4 separate regions of the Homo sapiens genome follow, and all the other regions are linked to region 4. The links are chromatin contacts, found by Hi-C or POLR2A ChIA-PET in ENCODE. All regions are on one chromosome and are shown on one strand. Each heading gives the region's core, a stretch centred on a gene start or an enhancer-like site at or near the end of the contact. The rest is flanking DNA. Distances are from core to core; before and after follow the strand shown. Region 1 overlaps GFOD1 (Gfo/Idh/MocA-like oxidoreductase domain containing 1). Region 2 overlaps MCUR1 (mitochondrial calcium uniporter regulator 1). Region 3 overlaps GFOD1 (Gfo/Idh/MocA-like oxidoreductase domain containing 1). Region 4 holds the start of NOL7 (nucleolar protein 7).

Evidence for each region. A loop is a pair of places that touch in the nucleus more often than their neighbours do. ChIA-PET counts read pairs that join two places held with the same protein, here RNA polymerase II (POLR2A). Pooled maps may share reads with other maps.
Region 1: a loop to region 4 is called in a pooled map, with 5 times the contacts of the local background. The contact joins the enhancer-like site here to the promoter of NOL7 in region 4. A Hi-C loop is called at or near these places in 2 of 168 maps with a recorded cell type or tissue (B cell and IMR-90), 12 of 37 single-sample maps with no recorded cell type and 10 of 50 pooled maps. POLR2A ChIA-PET finds 5 or more read pairs at or near these places in 4 of 52 experiments (MCF 10A, WTC11, activated B cell and 1 more).
Region 2: a loop to region 4 is called in a map of PC-9, with 3 times the contacts of the local background. The contact joins the enhancer-like site here to the promoter of NOL7 in region 4. A Hi-C loop is called at or near these places in 6 of 168 maps with a recorded cell type or tissue (IMR-90, MCF 10A, PC-3 and 3 more), 2 of 37 single-sample maps with no recorded cell type and 10 of 50 pooled maps. POLR2A ChIA-PET finds 5 or more read pairs at or near these places in 6 of 52 experiments (MCF 10A, activated CD4-positive, alpha-beta T cell, activated naive CD4-positive, alpha-beta T cell and 2 more).
Region 3: a map of GM12878 shows a loop between it and region 4 (5-fold over the local background). The contact joins the enhancer-like site here to the promoter of NOL7 in region 4. A Hi-C loop is called at or near these places in 2 of 168 maps with a recorded cell type or tissue (CD8-positive, alpha-beta T cell and GM12878), 26 of 37 single-sample maps with no recorded cell type and 11 of 50 pooled maps. POLR2A ChIA-PET finds 5 or more read pairs at or near these places in 7 of 52 experiments (HEK293, HepG2, Panc1 and 4 more).

The regions. Positions count from the first base shown.
Region 1 is chr6:13,373,933-13,376,817 of GRCh38, reverse strand. The region is part of intron 1 of GFOD1 (Gfo/Idh/MocA-like oxidoreductase domain containing 1); the gene reads left to right. Among named protein-coding and RNA genes, the nearest start is that of TBC1D7-LOC100130357, 47 kb to the right of the region's middle. Within about 2 kb of position 1,342, at least 4 of the 41 ENCODE cell types and tissues checked have a DNase peak (open chromatin) inside an H3K27ac peak, as active enhancers do.
Region 2 is chr6:13,792,869-13,795,656 of GRCh38, reverse strand. MCUR1 (mitochondrial calcium uniporter regulator 1) reads left to right here. Exons shown (of 9, transcript NM_001031713.4): 7 at 1,710-1,763. Among named protein-coding and RNA genes, the nearest start is that of MCUR1, 20 kb to the left of the region's middle. Within about 2 kb of position 1,341, at least 4 of the 41 ENCODE cell types and tissues checked have a DNase peak (open chromatin) inside an H3K27ac peak, as active enhancers do; they include PC-3 and PC-9, where a contact is called at or near this core.
Region 3 is chr6:13,426,775-13,429,474 of GRCh38, reverse strand. The region is part of intron 1 of GFOD1 (Gfo/Idh/MocA-like oxidoreductase domain containing 1); the gene reads left to right. Among named protein-coding and RNA genes, the nearest start is that of GFOD1-AS1, 58 kb to the left of the region's middle. RefSeq lists enhancers at 137-206, 1,217-1,646. Within about 2 kb of position 1,439, at least 16 of the 41 ENCODE cell types and tissues checked have a DNase peak (open chromatin) inside an H3K27ac peak, as active enhancers do; they include CD8-positive, alpha-beta T cell and GM12878, where a contact is called at or near this core.
Region 4 is chr6:13,613,984-13,616,683 of GRCh38, reverse strand. NOL7 (nucleolar protein 7) reads right to left here and starts at 1,349. Exons shown (of 8, transcript NM_016167.5): 1 at 1,060-1,349; 2 at 912-972; 3 at 163-221. The coding sequence starts at 1,325. It overlaps SIRT5 (sirtuin 5), which reads right to left. Exons shown (of 10, transcript NM_012241.5): 10 at 1,526-2,700. LOC124901263 (a long non-coding RNA gene) reads left to right here and starts at 1,482. Exons shown (of 2, transcript XR_007059461.1): 1 at 1,482-2,700. RefSeq lists an enhancer at 1,967-2,136.

The DNA.
Region 1 (2,885 bases), core at 93-2,592, 240 kb after region 4:
AGTGAGGGCTTTGGGAGATGATAGGAGGTTCCCAGCCTTTTGGATGTGTGATGAGGTTTCACGCCATGCTTGGGAAGAGAAAGCATAGATTCCTTTATTTCTCAACAGCCAGGCTGACCGCCATTCTAGGCCTCCATCCTCTTAGGTGGGTGGGTAGGAAATGGAATTGTAGTTCAACCCAGCAATCTCACCCAACCCAATCATTTGTGTTTTCTTGTATCTCAGCCTCTTTTACATGACTCTGGTGACCCAATGTTTGGCATTCTGCTTTTTCCTCTTCCACTCCAGAAATTGGCTCTTTCTATGGGGGTAGTGTGGCTTATGAGACTCTGGCTCTGTCCCTTGGATCCAGGGGGTGCACTGTGAATCCTGGCTTGTCCAAGCGTGGAGTGGTGGTGTAGGCTCAAGAATGGCTGTTCTAGGCCACTCTCTAGAATAGCGACCACCGAGGTACAGTAGTTGTCATTTGGCTATTTTGGACCAATATAGCAGGACTCAACTGCTGGAGTTCACAGTCCTGGCCATTTTCCTCTGTCCGCAAGTCCCTGACCACTGTCACCACTGTATCCAACTCCAAACCTCTGTTCTCCCATGGGACCTCTTGCCCCCGTCCCACCTCCCTGCCTCCTTAGACTCTGGTCTGTATGTGCCACTGACATGAAGGGGAGGACTGCCCCAGGCCTCCCTGCATGGGAAGCTGGCCACTAGCTTGGAAGGTCTCTTGGTTCTACATACCTACCTGTTGTTTCTAGACCTCTACCCTCAGTCTCCCTTGGGCTGGAAGTAGCAAGCTTTTCTTTTCTTTCCTGGGGAATGCCCCTGCTGGAAGGAGCTGGCTAGTGACTCCCCAATATCATATCTGCATTCTCAACTGTAGCCTCAAATATAAGCTGTAGAGATGGAGATGTATGGGATTTACCAATAAGGTAACAGAAATTCGAAAGTGTTTCAGGAGTAAATGCTCATTACACATGTGATAGTTTCCGTCATTAGATGACCAAATGCACACGAAGCAATCTGAGAAAATCCCCGTGCTAATGGGGGTTCCTGGGCAATAAGAGGGCCCAGGCAACAGGCTTGAGTCATGGGGGACGGTTCACAAAGGGGTTGGTGGGATAGGGGCTTGGCCTTATGGGCGGGTTGAATGTAGAAAGCACTTGAGCAATTAATTCAGTTCAACACTAAGTCCCATCAACATCAGCCATCCTGACTTCCTTTCACTGGCTGTAACCCTCTTTCCAAGCCCACTGATAGCCCCAGGAGCTTTAACACAGGAGCTGAATATGAGTCACTCTGACCCATTTCCGTTTCAGGTGTGAAATTAGGATGGAAACTTAATCAAATTGCCCTGAGACTTTAGATGTCACCCAGCAGAACATCGGGCCTCCCATCCCCACCGCCCTGGTTTCTGAAGCTCACTGCAGTCAGTCGCATGATTGTCTTCAGAGCCCTCCTTTTGTGCTGTGTGCTGCAGACATTGCATATATGTGCACAGGCAAGTGTAGCCAGTAAAAATAGGAGCGTGTATCTCTGGGTGACATGGGTGCAAAGAATAACCTAGCCAGCCTTAAGAGAAGGGTGATCAGAAGGCAGCAAGGGTGCAAAAGTTCAGATCAGACCCAAAGTACGACTTGATGGGAGGAATAAGTCCTAGCGTTCTATAGCACTGTAGGGTGACTGTAATTAGCAACAATTTATTGTATATTTTCAAATAGCTATAAGGAGAATACTGAATGTTCCCAACACAAAGAAATCATAAAGATTTGATTTCTTTGGCATGGGTGCAGTGGTTCATGCCTGTAATCCCAGCACTTTGGGAGGTCAAGGTGGGCAGATCACCTGAGGTTGGGAGTTTGAGACCAGCTTGACCAACATGGAGAAATCCTGTCTCTACTAAAAAATACAAAATTAGCTGGGCTTGGTGGCACATGCCTATAATCCCAGCTACTTGGGAGGCTGAGACAGGAGAATTGCTTGAGCCCGGGAGGCAGAGGTTGCAGTAAGCTGAGATTGCACTGTTGCACTCCAGCCTGGGCAACAAAAGACAAGAGTGAAACTTGATCTCAAAAAAAAAAAAAAAAAAAAAAAAGATTTGAGATGATGAATATGCTAATTACCTTGATCTGATCACTATACATTATATGTATTGAAACATCACTATACCCCAGCAATATGTATAATTATTACGTGTCAATTAAAAAAACTTATTTTTGGCTGGGCGTGGTGGTTCACACCTGTAATCCCAGCACTTTGGGAGGCTGAGACAGGCAGATCACTTGAGGTCAGGAGTTCAAGACCAGCCTGGCCAACATGGAGAAACTCTGTCTCTACTAAAATTACAAAAATGAGCCAGGTGCATTACAGGTGCATGCCTGTAACCCCAGCTACTAAGGAGACTGAGCAGGAGAATGGCTTGAACCTGGGAGGCGGAGGTTGCAGTGAGTTGAGATTGTACCACTGCACTCCAGCCTAGGCGATAGAGTGAGACTCTGTCTCAAAAAAAAAAAACAAACACACACACACACACACACACACACACACACAAAAAAAAAACATATTTTTAAAAAGACTAGGCTGGCTTTGTAGCCAGACAATCTGGGTTCAAATTCCAGATTTGACTCTACTACTATCGAGTTGTGGAATCAGAGGCAAGTTGCTTACCCCTCAGAGGCTCAGTTTCCACATCTGTAAGATGGGAACAGGACAAGTACCTGGTTGTGTAGACTAAAACATGAAAATGCATGCAAAATACATTGTGCCTCCTCTGGCACAAAGTAAGCACTCAATAAATGACTGTTGTTGCTATTTGAAATTGTACCATTTGTGCTATGAGCAGATCAGACTAGTCTTTTGAGTTGGGAAGTTGTATTGATGTTAAGAACTTT
Region 2 (2,788 bases), core at 92-2,591, 180 kb before region 4:
GTCATTTAGTAACCTAGCGGGGAGGTTGTTCTTGGTAATCATAAACTTGGATTACTCTGAAGCACAAGGCAGTAGTAAATTATACAGCGAGTGTGTTTGTAACATGCATTGGTGAAGATGAGTTTTCTGGCTCTCGTTCTTTCGGTAAAGTTATAATGTTAAATATTAAATTGCAAATTAACTATGATATTTACAGCCAGTTCCAAAAGCAGTATGGCATATAAACTTCTGGGGCATGGGGATATAGAGCTACATAGATGTTATTTTTAAAACCATGACAGCGTCAATATTTAGGCTCTTCTTTTGTGGGTGAGTCAATGTTGAGTTAATGAAGACTGAGGTTTAGTGGTGCACAAAATCTTGTTCCACGCCGCCCTCTAGTGGTGATCTGATGCATCGGGCTCTCCTGGTCTGAAACCCTGAGGTTTAAAGAGCATTGTTCTTGGTTTTACAACCTACTCCTTGGCTTAGGGTTTTGGGGTTTTTTGTTTTTGTTTTTGTTTCTCTTTCTCTTTTTTTTCTTTTTTTTTTTTCTACTTCTAAGCTCCCAGTAGTCCCAGGAGAATATTTTATAGCTAGGAAGTTTCTATATACTTCAAAGGATTAACTTTTTCTTTCTATAACAAGGTTAATGTAGTTCTTAAAAGTCGTCATTCAAATTACTGATTGTCATATGCTCAATTAAATCTTGTTGCCCACTACTAAGGAGATAAGTCTGATTTCAATCTTACTGTCTACAAAACTGCACTAAATCTTTTCACTGACATTAATAGCCAAAAGGCGAGATACTTTAACTCTGGGTAGAATTAGTTCCTTTAGTAACGCTGGATTATGGCTACGCCCAAGTGGGTTTTTTTATTGTTATTAAAACCAACATGTGCAGGAGGCTAAGGCAGGAGAATTGCTTGAACCTGGGAGGCAGAGGTTGCAGGGACCCCAGATCAAGCCACTGCACTCCAGCCTGGGAATAGAGTGAGACTCCATCTCAAAACAAAAAACCAAGCCAAAAAAAAAAAAACCCAACATGTGATGAGTTAGTGTATTTATGTATTTACATTGTATTTTATAATCACAACACAATGTCTTTGTCATAGAATAATAATCCTTGGCAGCTATTTGTTCCCCAACTTCATACCTTTTCTGTCTTTTGTTGAGACTCAAGTAGTGACGTGTTTTGCTACTAGTTATGATGGGATAGCTCCTAAATTGAGTTGAGTCTCCATTTTCAACCCTCTCAAAACCAAAAACCATATGACTCAGCATCCTTCGAAATTGGTCCCCAGGGAGTGCTACTACAATAGTGGGAGGGACCTAAAGACATCACAGGAAATATGCAGGGAGAAGTGACAGATGACTAAGGAAATCCAGATATTAGAGGAATGAGTAAGTATAAATAAGAAACTTTAGCCAGCACGGCAGGTCATGCTTGTAATCCCAGCACCTTGGGAGGCCGAGGTGGGCAGATTGCTCGAGCTCAGAAGTTTGAGACCAGCCTGGGCAACATGGCAAAGCCCCATCTCTATGGAAAAAAAAAAAAAAGAAACCTCAAGTAACACATATAAAGAAGCAGGTAGGCTACTTAATCCCAGAGGTGACTTTCTGGTGTTACGTATTCTAGGAGGTACTGAGACCAGAATATTTAAGGCACCAGAGAAGGAGAAGAGAGAGGAGTAGATCAGAATCTGACCCATGTTACGTGTTTATTTCAGTATTCATTGAACGAAAAGAAGCTGCTGGAATTGAGAACAGAAATAGTGGCATTGGTAAGAAACAAGACTGTGATTTTTCTTTGTCTTTGTACTCATCTTTGCTTCGTTCCATGCATGGTTGTTTGTAATGATAATAGGAAGTTACATGCAGGTTTACTGTCATGGGAATTTTTTACATTGTGCTAAAATACACACAACATAAAAATTAGGATCTTAACCATTTTTTAAGTGTACAGTTCAGTACATTTAAAGTACATTCACATTTTGGGGCAACCATCGCCACTGGCTATCACAGAACTCTTTATTTTGCAAAATTGAAACTCTGCACCCTTTATACATTCCCTTTTCCAGCCTCTGGTGACCTCCATTCTACTGTCTATGGATTTGACTATTCTACATACCTCATATAAATAGAATCATAGCATTTGTCTTTTTGTGGCTGGCTTATTTCACTTAACACAGTGTCCTGAAGGTTCATCCATGTTGTTGAAATGACAGGACTTTCTTCCTTTTTAAGGCTGATTAGTATTCCATTATATGTATATGCCACATTTTCTTTATTCGTCTGTCAAGGGCACTTGTGTTGCTTCCACCCGTTGGCCTTTGTGAATAGTGCTGCTGTGGGCATGGGTGCACAGATGTCTGTTGGGATCCCTGCTTTCAGTTCTTTTGGGTATATATGCAGAAGTGGAGTGTCACAGGATTTTTTGCACTTCACAAAGTGTTTGGTTATCGTAATGGAAGATAGTTATCCTATGAAAGATTTAAACTTTCTTAATGAAAGTTTCCTTTTCTTCTTTCTTTTTTTTTTTTTTTTTTTTTGAGGTGGGGTCTCGCTCTGTCACCCAGGCTGGAGTGCAGTGGCTCAATCTCAGCTCACTGCACCCTCCTTCACCTCAGCCTGTAGAGTAGCTGGGACCACAGGCTCACACCACCATGCCCTACTTGAGAGTTTGTTTTTCTTAACGGAAGTTTTATTAAGAAAGTTTAAATCTCAGTAATTGAAGAATAGTGAGGAATGGAGAAGTCTTATTCTATTTTTAATTTATAGCATACATTTCTCCTTTTCCATACTGTAT
Region 3 (2,700 bases), core at 190-2,689, 190 kb after region 4:
AACTCACCCTCTCCCTGTGTCTGAAATTCCCTGAGGTCTTTGCATTCGATAGGCATTCAATTGCATTCAATAGTTTGTCGTTCTTAAAGCAGCAAGCTGGCAGAGCATCCTGGTTGATGGCATATAAACAAACCAATTCATAAGTACAGCCATTATTTCACGTTGGGGCCACACAACCCTTTGACAGCCAGTGTCTGCCGCATAGGAGACCAGCTCCTCCAGGCAGCCTGTGGCGCTGTTTCCCTTTACTGGCAGCTGTGCTATGGCCAGCCAGGGCTTCTCAGCCCAAAATGAGATAGCTCCAGTCTTTTCACTCTCATGAAAAGAACAGCTTCCCACCCATCTTGATTTCTGCTGGGGTCTTTCCTCTTTGTGCCATTTGAGAGCCACCTGGGAGCACATCTTAGTAAATATATGACCTGGGCTCATGTTTGTAGAGTCCTGTCTGAGCATCTAGCAAGCTGGCTCACGTGCTCAGGGACTTGGTACCAATTAAGACATTTATTCCCACTTTTCATATGGTCGAGAAGATGTATGTCCAACACAGTGCTTTTAACTAGGTCAGAGAAAAAGCAGGCGGGAAGCTATACATTTTACAATACTTAGTGGACCTTCTTGCTAGAATTAGTGAATGGTCAGAAAGTCCGCTTCTGATGGAGGGCCAAAGGGAGCTCTTTCAGCTCACAGCCGGGCTGTGGTGTTTGGGGAGGGAAGTTTGAGAGTGGCCGCAGAAGTACAGATGATCAAAAGCAGTACTCCTGCCGCCCGCCCTGGGAGGGGGCCTGGACTCCCTCAGGGAAGGCTTTTTTGGTGCTTTGGGTAGAGAAGCTGGAGATAGCAACTGTTGAATTTCCCCAGGCTTCGTGATTTAAAGCCCTGAGCCTTTTTCCATTGTTGTTCTTGCAGCGGCCTTTAATGTGCTGGGTGTGAAAGGGAGTGGAAATGAAAAGCCAGCGCATCGCATCGCACTGGGGGCCTGAGATCAGAAGGTGATGGAAAATGGAAATGTCAAGTTTGCGTTTCCACTGCTGGCCGCAAGGGCCTCAGGCGGCACCCCCTCCTCCCGCCTCGGCTTTCGCATCCTTCTCACTTCCTCCCCAGCCCCCCAGTTTTCACACGGCCCAGTGATAAGTGTCACTCTGGGCTGAGTGAGGCTCGTGGCTTGTCAAAAGAGGCACTAGGACGAGAACAGAGAAATTCAGCATGGGCTTGAGAGGCACGTAAAGGAACTGGCCTTCTAAAGACACCGCAGAGAGACCGCAAAGTGGGTTGGTTTTCCTTTTCTAACACTGAGAAGAAAAGGAGTTCAAAATTCACACATGGTTGATAGAAAAGACGATCTGTTTCCACATGGACTTTCCTATCTCTGTGGTGCCCAGGATGCTTAGACCTGTGAGTCTTTGAACCCAGCTTGTGTTGATGTAGCTCGGGGCACTGTCAGGCCTTTGTGCCCAGCCAGGCGTGGAGGTGTTTGAAAAGAGAGCCATCAACACCTTTCCATCGGGGACTTGCGATTTTTCTCTTTTGGTTGAGTCAACTTTGAAGTTTAGTAGTTCCTTCCCACGCTTGGTGGCCACAATGTCACGAGGCTCAGCCTGGTGTCGTGGGGCTGCTAAAGATTCCGTAGAGGCTGGAAAGGTGCCTGTCAGGGGCACCAGGAATTACGTACAAGTCTAAGGAAGCTCCAGGCTTAGGAAATAGTGGGATAAACCTTCCTTTATTATCGCATGGGATAATCACATTTGTGAAATGTAGATGTCTCAAATTTATACAAATTGAATTCTGAAAAACATCAGAAAAGTTTATTACAAAGCCTTTTTTTTTGAGACAGGCTCTTACTCTGTCACCCAGGCTGGAATGCAGTGGTACAATCACAGCTCACTGTAGCGTTGAACTCCTGGGCTCACGCGATCCTCCTGCCTCAGTCTGCTGAGTAGGCGGGACTAGAGGTGCACACCACCATGCCGGGCTAATTTTTGTAGCGATGAGATTTCACCATATTGCCCAGGGTGGTTTCAAACTCCTGGGCTCAAGGGATTCGCCTGCCTTAGCCTCTCAAAGTGCTGGGATTACAGGCATGAGGCACTGCGCCTGGCCAACAAAGTCCTTTTTTATCATCATGTTTTTAACTCTTCACAGTTTTCTATGTCTGTTACCTCACTTGAGCCCAGCTGGATTTTTGACCATTTGGATAACAGTTATTGGATTTTTCTGGAAGTCTCTACATGCATGTTCTCTGTTCAAAGGGCTTGAGGTGGACAAGTTATGCATGGCCTTCAGTTTTGGGAAGACTCTGTATGATCCTGATAAATGTAATTTCAAGATGATTATATCAAACTGAAAAAGGTGCATTGTGATCCTCTGTTACCTCAGTTTTGTCCTGTGAGGTCCAATCACACACAACTTCGGAGCCACTGCCCGCTTCCTTGTAGTTTACAAAAAATGCTTTGCCACGCTCATCACAATAACTGTGAGAGAGATATGATTATATTTCTGCTGTGCAGAGGAGAAAACTGAGGCCCAGAGAAGTTAAGTAACCTCCCCCAAGACACAGATATGAGAAAGAGATGAGACTCAAACCCCAGCCTTCTGGCACCAGGGGCATGTTCTTCCACCAACAGACACTGACAGCCGTTGCCAGAACAAGAGAAAGCTGGGCAGAAGTCGACACCTTTGGCAAAGGGCTGCCTGTCCTCTGGC
Region 4 (2,700 bases), core at 100-2,599:
AGAACGTTACCTCCGTCTTTCCCATCAAATTCATATACCAAGGTAGCTTTTGAATTTGGGTTCTACAATTCCTTCAGTTATATGGATTCAAATAAATGTACCAGTATATAATTCAAAGATGGGTGTATATAAGCAAGTAATATAAAAAGATCCATTACTTACTTAGTCTGTGAAGCTGTGGTTAACTTCTCCAAAATAGTGTCTGGAAGGAGTTTTCTTTTCTTTTGGAATGAAAACGTTTAAAATTAATAGAAAGTCATGTACATAGTATGTCCGGAGTTGCTTCTGAAGTTACCGCTTTTAAGAATGCCCTACATCTAGGCAAAGAAATGAATTAGGCTGGAAACTGCCCCCATACCTCTAAGCTATGGGAAGACCGGGTCCACAAAACTCCACATTCTCTGAAAGACTTGATGAAAACTAGAAAGGGTGCCCACGGTATTCTAACCCTCAGGTCACTGTTATAAATTGAAAGCAGTTAAGTAATGTCTGCCTGGAGCCAGCTCTCTGTGTCGAGTATCAGACAGCAAAGCAACCATACACTAAGTCTGTACAGCCCTTACAGTTTACAAATCACCTCATTTAATTCTCACAGCAACCTCTTATTTTCAGTTGGTGGACACTAAAGGAGACGAACTTTTTTTTTTTGAGACAGGGTCTCGCTCTGTCGCCCAGGCTGGAGCGCAGTGGTGTGATCTCGGCTCCAGGCAGCCTCGACATCCCGGGCTCCGCCCACCTCGTCCAACTAAAGTACTGCCGCGCCCGGCCCGAGCATCTTTCCACCACTGTCAGAGGCAATCTTGGTGACTGTTTCCCCACTCCAATATCCTGCCAACCCAAATTACATCCACCATAGGAATTCTCCCTGAGCCGAGTTGTTTTAATAAGACACCTCCTCCCTAGCCTCTAACCTTCTGTTCGATGAACAGCTCCTCGCGTCGCTTCCTCTTCTCCTTCAGGAGCGTTTTATCCCTGGGAGGAAGGGTGATAAGTCAGCAAAGGGAAGGACAAGCGGGACGAGAAAGGGCGGTTCTCCCCGCCGGGCAGCGGGCTCCGAACCTGCGCACGGTCTCCCGCACTCGCCGCTCCTCTTCTCTCGCTTCCGCCTGGGCGCTGGCGAAAGTCAGCTCCTCCGGGGCCTCATCGTCAAACTCATCGTCCCCTTCCTCGTCTTCCTCCAGGGGCTCGGCGGCCGCGCCGCTGCTGGGCTGCCCGAGCAACAGCCCGTGCTCCGCCTCCTCCTCCTCCGAGGCCAGCTGGCCCTCGTCCACCATCGCCTCCGCCGACGCCGGGGCGCGAGACGCTCGCGGTCGGAGCTGCACCATGGCCCACGCAGCGCTAGACCGTCTGACCTCTGACCCGGAAGCAGCTACAAGCGGAGCGCAAGCCTACTTTCATCGCCCCCTGCAGGTTCGGAGGTCCTCAGGACGGGTGGGGCGCATGCGCGAAGGGAGGAAGGGCGTGGCCTGTAGGCAGTGGGCGTGTTTCTTTCCACGTGGCCAGCGCAGGCCGCCTTGGAGCCGGATGGACCCCACGGAAAATGCTCTGCCGGCGAAAGCGGCTGGCAATGGGGTTGATTTCAAGGCAGGGAAGAGCCATCGCGCTGCCCTCCTCGGCTGGGATGGCGAGACAGGGCTGGCACGGCTCACGCTGTCCGGTGCTCAGAAAACCGGTAATCGCGGGCCCGAGGCGCTGCTCGCCGCCGTTTTTTGGCCCTGGGTTCCGTCGAGTGGATCCAGCTTGTCAGTCTTTGTGTAGATTTGGCTGCGTTCGCTCCGCACTTCGGAGGAGGTGGCGTTTCATGGGAAGAAATGCGCTCTAGCAGATGGCCGCCGTGGCCAGTCAGCCCTGCTGCCACCGACGAAGACGCGGGCGACAGACCTGGACTCTAAAGAAATCTGCACAGACGTGCCCGGCGCCCTCGGCCTTCCCAGCTCCGCGGCCGCAGCGACGCCGGTTAGGATGTCGGCCCTGTGGGAGGGGCGCCCTTCCTGGTGCCGGGCCCTAACCCACGACCTGGAACAGCAGCTGGCCCGTGGCAAATGCTGAGCATATCTCCTGAAAGAATGGCTTCGCCGGTCCCTAGAGAATGCACCCGAGTTTTGTGGTATATACACATACGTACTTTTTTTCCAAGTATATTTTATTTCTTGGCAAACATGGCCCTTTGTGATCGCTGTGTTTCTCTCCTCCCATCCATTATACAACACTAAGTGATTCATCATTCTTTGAACAAATCAAACTGTTTCACACCTGCCATGCATTTGTACCGACCGTGCTCTTCCCTCTACTGCCGCAGCCCCCCAGGTAGAAGTCCTTTTTATACTTCAAAAATTCCCACCCAGGCAAATTTCAAGCACCTTACCCCTACCCCATCCCACTCTGCCCATCTCTAATTGCGCTGGTCTGAACCCGCACAAATGTCTGTGTAGTTTCTGCACTTCATAACAGCTTATATGACAGTTGCTCCAGCCATTCTGTGAACCCCTGAGGGGAAGGGCCAGGTCTTGCTAGTCATTTTATTTCTAATGTCTATCATCTGGTAGATGTTTAATAAATGCTAAGTTGAATAATTCTATCTTACACATATATTGTATTTTTAATTCTCTTTTCATGTCTTCTGTTTTAGAAGCAATTCTCAATTTAAAAACGACAAAACCAAATAGGAACAAAAATGATAAAACTTGAAAACAACAACAA